2 separate regions of the Homo sapiens genome follow, and region 2 is linked to region 1. Evidence: read pairs that join two places in POLR2A ChIA-PET (ENCODE). Cell type or tissue: MCF 10A. All regions are shown on one strand. Each heading gives the region's core, and the rest is flanking DNA. Links, peaks and the distances in the headings are about the cores only. Region 1 has its middle 19 kb from the start of ITGA6. Region 2 has its middle 130 kb from the start of DLX2-DT.

What was found. ChIA-PET counts read pairs that join two places held together with the same protein. Peaks named below come from ENCODE experiments on the same cell type or tissue, not always from the same donor. Only the 100,000 strongest peaks of a DNase experiment are listed, where the experiment ranks them.
Region 2: POLR2A ChIA-PET joins it to region 1 with 32 read pairs; 2 of 35 experiments call an interaction of 5 or more read pairs at or near these places.

Annotation. Positions count from the first base shown.
Region 1 is chr2:172,405,023-172,411,736 of GRCh38, forward strand. No RefSeq gene overlaps it. Among named protein-coding and RNA genes, the nearest start is that of ITGA6, 19 kb to the right of the region's middle. In MCF 10A, for the core only: no CTCF peak of the experiment used is centred there; a DNase peak (open chromatin) is centred at 3,539.
Region 2 is chr2:172,229,268-172,235,981 of GRCh38, forward strand. No RefSeq gene overlaps it. Among named protein-coding and RNA genes, the nearest start is that of DLX2-DT, 130 kb to the left of the region's middle. RefSeq lists a silencer at 5,714-6,008. In MCF 10A, for the core only: no CTCF peak of the experiment used is centred there; DNase peaks (open chromatin) are centred at 1,684 and 2,854.

The sequences.
Region 1 (6,714 bases), core at 641-5,640:
ACTCATTTCCTTGGGCCAAAACAGTGAGCAAGCAGACCAAAAATGCCAAGATTCTGCTGCTCCAAAGCCAGAGTCTGACACAGCGCAAGCACAGCAGATTAGCAACCAGATTCTTACTTCTGACCTGTCACTGTTTGGAAATATGCAACAGTGTGCTATTATTCAGTGTTATCACTAAACTAAGAGGCAATGTAAGGCATCTGACTAAATAAAGCATAGCATACTAATTAAGAACTGTTTTGTAACAAAATATTATTTTATGAGATATAAATATTTAATGGAGATAAAATAATCCTTATTTAAAAATTAGACCATCTGTTAGAAGACTGTCTAAACCAGAGGAAGTAACTGAAAAACTATGTTTGTCAAATTGGGATGAACATACTGGGAAATATGCACGACACATCACACTGGAGTATCAATTTTATTAATAAAATAGTGTCCGTAAATTTATTTATATGACAACAAATATGATATTAAGGAATTCAATGCAAACATGACCAAAATGAGGTATTTATTTATTATTTTTAGAATTTTTGATTTGGGGGCACACGTGCAGAATTGTTACATGGATATATTGTTGTGATGCTGACATTTGGGATACAAATGGTCCTGTCGCCCAGGTGGTAGGCGTAATACCCAATAGGTAGTTTTTCAGCCCATTCCCCATTCCCTCCCTGTCTCAACTAGTAGTCCCATGTCTACTGTTCCCATCTTTATGTCTATGTGTAGTCAGTGTTTAGCTCCCACTTGTAAGTGAGAATATGTGGTATTTGATTTTCTGTTCTTGCATTAATTTGCTTAGGATAATGGCCTCCTGTCACATCCATGTTGCTGGAAAGGACATGATTTTACTTTTTTATGGCTGCATAGTATTCCATGGTGTCTATATACCACATTTTCTTTATCCGATCCAGCGCTGATGGGCACTTAGGTTGATTCCGTATCTTGGCTATTGTGAATAGTGCTGTGATGAAGATGCAAATGCACGTGTCTTTTTGATAGAATGCATTATTTTCCTCTGGTTATACCCAGTCATGGGATTGCTGGGTAGAATGGTAGTTCTGTTTTAAGTTCTTTGAGAAACCCCCAAACTGCTTTCAACAGTGGATGAACTAGTTTGCATTCTCATCAACAGTGTATAAGTGTTTCCTTTTCTCTGCAGCATCTGTTATTTTTTGACTTTTTAATACTTGCCATTCTGATGGTATCTCATGGTGGTTTCATTTGCACAAAATAAGAGATTTAAATATTTTTTGAGTTAATAGCATTACTTAAAATGGCATCTGCCATTAATGGTATTCAGATGAAAAAGAATGGAAGCAATTATCAGACCTAATCAGAGGAATCAATTACAAAATAATTATGCAAATCAATGCTGTTCCTGTATGCAAGCAATAAACAGAAATTATAATAAAAATATAGATTCCATTCACAATAAGACACACACACCATAAGATATAGATAGTGCTATGGTCTGAATGTTTGTCCCCCACAAACTCATATGTTGGAACCTAATCCCCAGTGTGATAGTGTTAGAAAGTAGAACCCTGTCTTTACAAAAATAATTTAAGAATTAGCTGTGCATGGTGGTATGTATGTGCCTGTCGTCCTAGGTACTTGGGAGGCTGAGGTGGAAGGACCTGAGCCTGGGAGGTCAAGGCTGCAGCAAGCTGTGACCATACCACTGCACTGCAGCCAAGACAACAGAACGAGACTCTGTCTGAAAAAAAAAAAAGATATATTATTAATAAGTCAGTCCCCCAAATTAAGCTCCAATTTCCAACACATTCCTAATAAAAAAAAAACCAATAGGATTTTGGAGAAAACCTGACAAAAATGTTCTAATACCCTTCTGAAAAAAAATTCATGTAAGGGCGAGGCGCAGTGGTTCATGCCTGCAATCCCAGCACTTTGGGAGGCTGAGGTGGGTGGATCACTTGAGGTCAGGAGTTCAAGACCAGCCTGGCCAACATGGTGAAACCCAGTCTCTACTAAAATTACAAAAATTAGCTGGGTGTGGTGGCGTGCACATTTTAAAAGAAGACTATGAATCATATTAGGAAGATCTACTAGCTTTAAATCTCTGCTGGAAAGTTACTGACAAAATTCTTTTCTAATAGGTAACATTAGAATGAGATTTTCTCTTTAGTAAGAGCACCAAGACCCAGCTAATGCCCTCATTCAGTATTTCTCAGATTTGGTTAGTTTATATACAGCTTTTCATGGAAAAAATTATTAGCCCAAGTGATGACTCAAATTATTTTTTTAAGTAACATTACTTCATTACCATCAAACAAAACTAGTTATATGCTTCTTAGGTTTTTGACCCTTAAACAAGTATAATGGTAAAATACATTTATCAATTAAATATCCATAATTGTAAAAATCAGTGAAATTCAAATGAGGAATATTTTTAAAATGTGATAAATGATATTTTATGGAAACCAAATTGCTGGTGTTGGATTGAATAGGAGGAAGATGTGTTTGGTTGTTTCATGCTTCACTAGCTGGTTGTTGCTTTTGATCTGGAATATGATGAGCCGTTATTTGAGGCTTAATTGTTCCTATCACTGTTATTTTTAGCTCTTATATTTGTTTTTATCCATTGATCGACTATGTTGATTGTCCAATAAATTTAGTGCACTGTCTTGTATACGATGTTGTGTACAGTGTTGCATACGACATTGAAAGTTTAGCACCAGTTCTCTTGGAAACACAAACACAGATAATGAACTCAAGCCAGTATTTAGTTACAAGATGGTCAGCCTGATGGGCCAGAACACTCTGATATGACTTTTCTTAGATCATAATCCAAAGAAAAGCCCCGAATTTAAAAAATTATCTCAGAACTTGTGAATCTCAGTTTGAGAAAACATTACCCCAGCTTACTTCAAGTAGTAATTGATGTAAAAAAAAAATTCCAGGGTAACAGAAGAAATTGGGTAGTATTTTGTGATTATTATAAGTGAGACTTTGTGACATTGATCTATATTTTCAACACCCATCTTTGGCATGGACTGGCTGATCCTCCTTTAGAGATGGGCACTGCTAAGCCTATTCTGCAGATGAATAAATTGAGGCAGAAAACAGCACTCCAGGGGCATAGAGAAAGTTGTGGTGAAATTTAGGTTCGAGGTCAAAGTTGTGCCTAACTGAGAGGGAAAGTGAGGGGCAATGACAAAAATTGCTCAGCCTTGGCTTGCTCTGACACTATTTAAGCTGTACCTTTTTTCTTCCTCTGGCTAACCAGGACAAGGCATCCAGGACCACAATGCAGGGAGCCTCATCAGGCACTTGTGCTAAACAGGCACTCCCTGTACCTGACCCCCTGTGTCCTATTCAGCTACAAGGGATGAAATGGAAACTAATCGCTTTTCTGAGACCATGAGAACAAGCAGTCAGCTTGCAAGATGTTATCCCCTTCTAATTATAGGTCCACAAGCGGTGAATGCTTGCCATGGGAAGCTACTATTCTTTCCCAAATGCAGGTGTCCCTTCTTGAACAGCTGCCAGGAGCTCAGCAGCCTTGGAAGCCCTTCAGATAAATAGCACCTGAGGTTACATTGCCTCAGCTGTGGCATGTAGAGACACAACCCTCGGGTATCTGGGTGTGGACTTGCTTTAGTCATGGGGAGACTAGAGAGACTTGTCCTTCAAATCAGACCAACTTATAACCACCTCCCCAAACATCAGGGGAATAGCACCCTAGCCATAGTTACTATTGTAACCAAAGGAAATAACCAGAGCACCAGACTCTGCCAAGTAGATTCATTATGAGTGGTAAATAAGATAACATTTAGGATTAAATCGAACTTTCCTAGGCTTGAGACTTTTCTGCAACTCCACACAATAGCACTGGAAAATAATTTGGTTTTATAGTTCTTATTAACTATGGTCAAGGCTGGAGTCCTGTTTTTAAATTACCAGATTTGACTTGTTTGCCTGTTTGAGGTAACCTGCCAAAAGTAGTCACAGAAAACCAGGTTGCTTTCATTCTGCACTTACTATTTTTGTTTTTAGGACCCCAAAAGTGAGCTTAATGCATTATTAATAGGAAGTTTGACTTATGATCTTTAAACAGGAGCTTTTAAACATTAGTCAAGGTTTGAAAGCCAAATACTTATAAACATGTTCCTACGGGCATAAAAGGGAGGATGTAAACCAAACTGTTAACAATGATTATCTCAAGGGAGGGGCACTGGACAGGGTGGAAAATGTCACTTTCTGTTTTATACACTTCTATTGTCTAAGTTTCTTTGTTTAATACTGAGCATGTGACTCATACTTTAACTGTTTAAAAACAGTTTTTATTTAGAATAATTTCATTCACATATGAAAAATTAACCTGGATTCACACTGATGTCACAAGCAAGCACAATTCAAGGCATATTAGAATAAGTTGATTTGATCTGATTGACTTTAGGAAGAACTTGTGGAAATAAACCAATGTAATTTAGGGTAGAGCCTCTTCCTACAGCAGGAGGGGTGATTTTTCTCAGTCTCTTCTCAACAAGACCTCTGGTTTGAGAAATGGTGTGAAACCAGGCAGATTGCAAGCCCTTGTATGGAACCTTGGTGGCAGTGACTGGTGATTATTGTGCCCCATTAAGGCAGAAGATCCAGCCTCAGTGGAAGCCATGAAATTGCCTCAGCCTCTGCCAAGTGTTTGTTCTACAACTGCATGATTTGTATGCCACTGCAGAACCCTATGAATCCTAGTGTGTTGCGATGTTGAGAAGAAGAACATGCCACTCTCATTTTAATCTGGTTTTCTGGGGAAAGTACTTGTTAGGATTAGGGAGACTCACAAGCTGGGCCTGGCTCTGCCCCTTACCCTTTATGGGTCTCAGTTTCCTTAACTCTATACATAGGAGAAGACTGAATTTTACACGATCTCTAAGGTCTCTTTTGGCACAAAAATCCTTATGACCTCTGAAGTGGTTCCTAAACCAAGATTTTTGAGTAGTGAGTACCGTATAGTTCCTTTCTTGTCCTTATTGATTGACGGATTGAGACAGGGTCTTGCTCTGTCACCCAGACTGGAGTACAATGGGGTGATCATAGCTCACTGTAACCTTGAACTCCTGCGCTTAAGGGATCCTCCTGCCTCAGCCTCCTGAGTAGCTGGGACTACAGGTGCATGCCACTCTGCTCAGCTAATTTTTTTATTTTTTTAATTTATTTTTGTGGTAGAGTCAGGGTCTCACTAAATTTCCAGGACTGATCTCAAACTCCTGGTCTCAAGCAGTCCTCCTGCCTTAGACTCCCAAAGTACTGGGATTATAAGCATAAGCCACCATGCCCAACCTCGTTGTTTTTTAAAAAGCCCAACTTCAAGTAAACATAGCAACTCGGTCATTGTCATATATGTAGTCATATAGGTCTATGTTGTATGTTATATGTGTATGACATGTCAGTCAAAGAAAAGTCAGCCCAACCTGCTTTATAAGTATGGGAGAGGGAGGACCAAGAGACATGGAGGGCTCAGGGTTTCTCATGAAACAAGTATGTATTTGGGATTAAGATCTTGTACTCCATGCTCCCACATGGAGACAAGTCTGCCTTCAAGTTTCTCTTCATTAGCGCAGCACCTTAGAAATAAGGGCCATGTCACCCATTTTCCTTTAAATTACTCCTAGCTCAGGGGCTGAGTTGGTAGAGGGTGGCACCCTCAGTGATGTTCTTCTGGCCAAGCCATTCCTGCTCTGACGGGGCCACTCTGGAGCCAGCAGGTGGGTTCCTGAAGTAAGCTGATGACTCACTCGGTCTTGACCTGATTCCCTCAGGTATGGAATCTGTCCCAAGGAGGTCTTGTGGAGAGTGGGGAAGGGAAACTGCACATGAAGTGCCCAAACTCCTGGTCACTCTATATGTCAGGCTCAACTTGAGTCACTTGCAAGCATGGATGTGATTTGATGATGAACAGCCTGTTACATACTACATTGTACAAAATAAGAGAGGTCAGAGTGGCCTTCAGACATCATCCTGAAAGTGAACGCTAACTTGAACACCTCCTCTGACAGCCTTCCCTTCTTTGCTTTTTTCTTTCTCCTTGTTTTTTCTAATCTCCAGTTCTTCCTTCTTATCTGACTCATGACTTCCCATGGCACTCATGGATGGATGTCGTGTATTTTCCTATCTGCAGCTCAGATCCAAAGACAAAAAAACCCAACTGAGCCCTATCTGCCAACCATCCAAGACTCCCAGGTGTTTCTAAATTCTTTCCTGGATGTCTATCTCCAGGACTAAGAAGTTCTGGGTCTTCTTTTGCAGGCTGTCAACAGATTCCCCCTCATATTTGACAGAAAAGCTTTGAGCAAAGCTCAGTCTTACTTCTATGAATAAAAGAGATAATTGTGATCAGTGATTAAAACCATATACACACACGTGTGTATACACACGCACACACACGTGTGTATACACACGCACATACACACACGTGGGTATGCACACGCGCACACACACACGTGGGTATGCACACGCATATACACACATACGTGTGTATGCACACGCACATATACACGTGTGTATGCATACACATACATATGTATACACGTATGTGTATACATATATACAGACGTGTATACATATATACAGACATGTGTATACATATATAGACATGTGTATACATATACACAGACATATGTGTATACATATATACACAGACGTGTGTATACACACGTATACACACACGTGTGTATACACACGTGT
Region 2 (6,714 bases), core at 658-5,657, 180 kb before region 1:
CTAGTTCCGTGGGGCCAGGTGACCTGAGCTGGGGTGAGGTAGCAAATGCCAGGATGATAGTAGGGTTCATTTCCTGGTAGTTTCTGATGGTGGCTTGTGATAAGAAAGTGGCACCAAGGAGCTGCCTTCCTGAGAAGTCTGCTAAATTACAGAAAGCTGTTTGGAATCAGAAAGGAGCCAATAACCTGATTAAGAGCACCCTTGCATTTCTTCCTCATTGGGCAATGGGAAATTGCCTGGGAGGATCCAGCCTTTACCATTAACCTTTCCTTCTTGGAGGACCGGCTCCAGTGGCTTTGACCAGTTATGTGGTGGCCTGGCATGCTGTCATCTGTGCTAGCCACTTTCCTATAATGTCTGCTCTTATGCTTCCAGCGAAGAGGGGGGCACCAAAATGTTGTTGTTTTGAGGGCTGATAGCAGGGAGTGAAATCAGAAATCCTGTGTGAAGGTTAGTGTAACTGGGAGATTGAAGGATGTAGTGAGAAGGGAAACTCCATAGCCAGACAGACCTGGTTTCAAAGCCTGGGACCAGCACTTGCTGGTTGTTGGATCTTGGAACAAGGGCTCAGTTTTCTGGTCTCTGAAATGGGGTTGCTAGTGATGCTTACCTCACAAGGTTGTGCTGAGGGTTAAATGAGCTAGTATAGTCAAGGCTTTTACATAGTGTGTGTTATTCGGTACAAGCTGAATTAATGACAGTGCTTACTGCCTCATCAACATGTGAGTTCTAGGTACTCCATGTCACCTACATGCTCATGTTTGTCTTTTAAATCTTGCCACTTGCCCATTGAAATAGGATATCTTGCATGCCTCCTTTTTGACGGAGAGCTGGCTGGCTCTGAGGCTCCTTCTAGAAGGACTCTGGGGTTTCTTGGCACCATAATCAATGGCTGCACTTGATCTTATTGGCTGCAGCTCCAATATGGGGGTAGGGTTTTGGGTTCCTCATTATTTCATGACCTTCTACTCCAAACCTCTACATATCAACATTAAATATCAGTACATGCATCATGATTGCTCTGCAAAGCCAGCTTCAGACAAGCTCCTAAACCTCCAGTCAGACTGTGGCCCCAGGTCCCTGAGTAAAGATCTTGGGAGCCACCACTGGGCCAGATGAGAAGTACTTGAGAGACCCAGCATGACCAGCCTCTCCTGGCAGGAGCCCCCAAAGTCTCTGGAGCACAGACTGTGTAAGAACACAAATAAAACAAATACAGAAGCCATTCTGAATGTGTCAGCATTTACAAGAAAGGTACTGTTAATATTCTATAGATAGCTCTGTGGCTCATGGAATGTGTTGATGTATGTATTGCAATAAAGGAAGCATGGGTAGATTAAAGGGCAGATTTAATGGAATGGCTAGGCTTTTAGAAAGGACATTAAAAGAAAGTTCCAGTGAGATTTTCACATAATTGATTACACATGAGGATGGAGGAGGCTTGTTTAGTGGGCTGGTGCATAGGCTGTGGGCTGTAGAGGCCGAGGCTGCCCAGGAATTCAGGCCCTGGGAGAGGCAGTGCCGGTGCAGGTCCCTTGGCCTCATTGGCCTATTCCTTTACCTGGCGGCTGCATCCAGCCTTGCTGCTCGGCCTGCCGCTGCCCTCAGAGAGTCAGCTGGCTGGTGGGTTGGCTGACAGCAGTGTTGTGTGCTGAATTCCTTTCCAAGGAGGAGGAGGAGATGCCAGCTATTCCATACATCATCCTCTGCCACCTGCCAAGGAGGCGAGATACTGCTGGGGAGAAAACAGCTTTTACTCATTCCTTTGTATTTGGGCCTGAATACCAGCCAGAAGCAGTGGGGTTTGGTTAGTAAGTCTGTCGCAAATCATGCTAATGGAAGTGCTGTGTAGAACATCAGGGCTGGGGAGTGTGTGATTGTTGAAAATTTCAGGCAGGGTGTTATCCTCCCCAGTGTTCCACTTAAGGAGCTGCTCTGCTGCAATCACATCATTGTGGCTGGGTGTGAGCAGCCTGCTCTGACAGGAAAGGACAGGCAAGGTTCGGGGTGGGGAGCACTCGGAGGTCTGTGATGTGATTAGTGGAGGGTTAGCACGGACAAGCTGTTGGCCTGGTCTCTTGAGTAGTGAACCCAGATGGGAGAGACAGTTTGCCGAATGCACAAAGACAAAGGAGAGCAGGACAGTTACAAGTGCCACCCTCAAACTCCATCAGACGGTGCTAGGTGAGGTTTCCCTTGGACTTATACCATCTGACAAGTTGGCCAAATTAGACATCATACTCAAAGAAAGGGCCCACCATGTTCAGGGAGAAATCTTTCAGTCCTGGGGCATAGAGGTTTGCCATTGTCTTCCCTCTGCCTGACTTTGGTGCGTCCTGGCACTCAGCTTTCACGGTTGGCCCAGGTCTGAGTTTCATGTTGCTCCCATCTGTCCCTTTCACCTGGAGAACCTGTTATACTTCATGACCTGCTGACATCCTCCTCCAGTAGGTAATGTGTGGTGCTAGAGGCCCTTCATTTTACCAGTGATATCAGAGGTGTACTGGAGGCAGAAGAGTCGCCCACAGCAGAATGGCTCATGGTGAAACCTGCAGAGGTTATCTGAATGAGTCCTTCCTGGTTTACATGAGCTATCTTTAGGAAAGCAGGGGCTTCCATTTTTCCACTAACATTGCCCAAATGCCTCTCCTTTCCCACCTTGTCCCAAACACACACCTGCACCCCTCCTTGGCTCCCTTCTTCTCTCCCTAGGTGACTAGATTAGTAAATCTGAGTTAAATACACTTGAAGGGGCCTTGGTGTTTTTTAAGCCGTGGTGCTGAACCAGCTTCTCCTGCTGCCTGCCCTCCTGAGTCATTGCCTGGCCTAGTTGCCAGTAAGAGTTGGGAGGAGGGAAAGGTGACTAATAACAAGCATGGGGGAATCTTTAGCCTGGAGAGCGATTTTCCTGCTTTCTTTACACCAAGTCATTGTGTGGAAGGAATGCGTGTGTGTGTGTGTGTGTGTGTGTGTGTGTGTGTGTGTGTGCATGCTGGGGCCTTTTCCAAAAGCAAGTGCTTTCTCAGCATCACCTGGGGCCCTTGCCACAGGAGGATGTTCTGAGGTCATGCTCTTTTCCTTCTTGTTGTCAGACTCGAGTCCAACATTAGCTTTGTTATTCCGGCCAGATGAGGAAGGAGACCATTTGGAAGTCATTTTTCACCATGTTCTTGGGCTTACTAATCCGATCACCTTTCTTGTCAGATCAAAGGTGATTGTTAAGTGTACTAAATTCTTCACACAGGACTTTTGCCCTTTTTTCAAATTTCTGTTTCTCCAAAACTGTAAAAATGAGCATAGATGCTTTCAAAATGAAAGTCCCTCCACAAATAACCCTAATGGAAAGGGAAACAACATCCTTCGGTACACTTCTTGCTTTCTGGGCCCTCAGAGAAGGGATCGGTCTGGGAGAAAGGGATTGTGTATCCAAACTGGACACCTCCAGCCAGCCAGAAAAGAGGATCTGTGCCTTTATTTATACTGTATTTACACAGCTCGGTGACCATTGAAGAAGTCTGTTTAATGAAATGCTGGAGTCGTTTTTAGATGGGCCTGTTGGAATCATTATGAGTAAACACGTGTAGAGATTTATTTTCCTTCTCCCAGAGGTCTCTTGGAGGTCCCTGAAGATAAATATTTGCATGGTTTCCAGTTTATACTTCCCCAGCCTAATGTGGTGCTGAGGCAAGTGGTTTGCCTCCTTTCACTGAGCTTGTTAACATGCACAGGACCCCTGTCCTCCCAGGGCGGGCTGTGACATTCTAACCCTGCCTCAGAGACAGTGCCTGGGTGGGCAGCCACTTGACCAACCTAAAGGCTAGTGCAGGCGTGGGCTTGTTGCTGTTCCAAGCAACCACACGCGGTAGTTGGTGGAGTGGACCAGCTTGAATCTAATGGTTTACCTTGCGTTCATGAAGCCAGGTCCTGCGTGAATCTGCATGGCTGCCCCAGTGTTATGGAATGTGGGGGCAGTGGACATAATTCTCAAGTGTCCTGAGAAATGCAGATCTCTGGAATTCTCAGTGTTCTCTTTGGGAAGCTGATTTACACTTGCTTTTCAATTGTTTTCCCTTCAGACCCTTAATCCAAAACAAACCAGGAGATGTTACCAAAGACATGGTTTAAACAATTTTTTTGATTGGTCTTTGTCTCCTTTCTTGGTTTAAAGTGAGGGGACAAGGAATTGCAGGGTGTTTCATGTTTATACTATATGCATTTTATTTAACTACAAGTTAGGAAAGTAGACCCAAGGTTACCCCATAAAAGACATGACTGGTTATTTGAGAGTATGTTATTAGCATAAAATGGGGTGAGGAAGAGGTCTGGGACTGTTCGATTTATTTTGTGGCTCCCTACTGGAGCACAGCAGAGGTCTTAGAAATTGATGTCAATAAATTTCAGAAATATTTTCATCTCAGAGTCAAAATGTTCTTTACCATAAGGTAGTGATAGTATTTAACCTAAGAAATACAATATGCTCATGTCTAATCTTCAGTTGGGTACACAAATTCATGGAGAGGCTTAAGGAAGACTGAAGTCACCTTTCATTCAGGGATTTGGGAAAAGGTTATGGCAGCTTTAATTCAGCATTATAGATATGTCAATCTAACTATGTATTGCCCCTGAAAGCATGGCTACTGCATCCTGCAAGATTTTGCAGCTGACCTTTTTAGGTTGTTGTTGGACATCCAGGGCTGAATGCTGTCATGAAATTCTGCTCCTTGGTAGCTCACCATCCACCGTAAGCTCACCATCCACTGTATGTGAATTGTCCCTAAGTGAGAAAACAGACTGCAGCAGGCCAGTGAACTTTTTGAGAAACTGGCAGACCAGCAGACATTCTGGCGCCAGCAGGACACCAGTGGGAACTGAAGGTCTTTGTACCAGGAATAAAACAGTGCTTCTTCCTTGAAGGAGAGGGAGCCTTGGCACTTGGAAAACCCTTGGTAGGAATTGGGTAGTGAAGCTTGAGGGAAGGGCCTGGAGACTGGTGAGTAGCTCTATGTGTAACCGGGGAGAGGAATTTCTTCTCCTGGGTGAAACAAGGGATGTAGGGGTGAGAAGGGAGTGGGGACAGTAGCTGAAAGTGTCAGTCAAGAGGTGTCCTCTCTGGGTGGAAACCCTCTCGTTTTCAGTGAAATCTCTCAGGAACTGCTTCATGGCAGCAGATTTTGAGAACCAGTGAAAGGGCTGCATTTTGCATTAGGGTCGGTGGGGGAACTAAAAGAATCACAGGCAGATGCAGGGCCTGGGAATTGGCACGATTCAGGGGTAGGGGAGTGAGGAGGAGTTTCGGACATTCCTAGACTGCAGAATTGGTGGATTCAAGACAATTTCACCCAGATCTTACAGGGCAGAGATCCACACCTGTGGGTCATGTGTTTGAAACAAGGTCCACAAGCAACCCCGTGGGTCCATTCTGTTTTCCCCGAAGAATACTGAATGGGATGGGAGGTTCCTGGGGAGCGTGCTTTGACCCTGGGACAGCGCACGGGAGGAAGGCCCCGCACAGTCTGGCTGCCTGGGGGTCTTGTCGCCTGGGGGCGGCGGAGAGCGCCAAGGCAGCCAAAAGAAGCTTGTGTCGTGGAGCAGCGGCGGGCACGGGGGACACTGGGGGGAGCAGCGGCGGGCATCTGGAGGCATCGGGGGACAGCGGGGGACATTGAGGGGCAGTGAGGGCGGCCGAGTTGTCGGCGGTGGGCGGCGCCGGGGGAGCCGCGCTCGGGGACAGCTGGCGGCTCAACGGCAGCATCGGCAGCATCGAGAAAGGTGACGAGTTCTGCAAATAACAGCTGCGGAGCAATCGTTATGTTTGGACAACGTGGGAAGGGCCATTGTTCACAAATTGTTCTCTTCAACAACACCTGCATGCACAGATAATAATCCATTGTCGGTCTCCGGCTTCAAAGACAAAAGGCAGCCGCGGAGGGAGGAGTCAGCAGAGCCTGGAGATAACAGGACCACTTTGCAACCGGGGAGAGTGCAAACGAGGACTCCAAGTCGCGTCCCGGGTCTGCCGCGACGGTCGCTCACCGCAGGGGTCTCCTTCCTCTTCTGGCAGCGAGTGCGACCTCTTTTATCCTAGCAGGCCACCACCTTCGCGGCAACAAACATCATTTCCTATGCAGTTGCAAAGCATGCTCCCTTGCAATCAGCGATCAATACTGGCAAAGTGGCTCCAGGATAGGAAAGGTCGCACGTGTGTTGGTAAATGGAAAGGTTTATGAGGCGCAGGTGGTCGTGCTCCGCGGAGATTGTGGTATTAGCATGTCAAAGACAAAACGGAACCAAGGTATACAGGCACAGAGTCTCTTCCTGGGGCTCCGGGAAAGCTTGGCACGACCCTCTTGAGCCTTCAGTTTAAAATGAAACGCTGGCGCCAGATGTGGCCACCACATTGCTGATAAGTCCAGTACCTTCCGTTTGTGCAAAGCTTTGTGATTTAAGGTTAAGTAGTTTTGCTTACTTCTCTCATTTGAGCCTTATAAAGACAGTGTGAAGTCTGTAGTGAGTAAAAGCCCTATTTTAACAGAAAAGGAACCAAGGGACCAAGTTGGAACTTGAATCTGGGGTCTACTGATGTTCCATTCACTACACTGCTTGGTATAACTGCATATCAGGTTATTTGGATTTTATTTTATTTTTTTCTTTTTCAGCCTTTATTCAGTAACTACTACCAGATTAGGTAATAGGCACATAGAGACATGAGACATA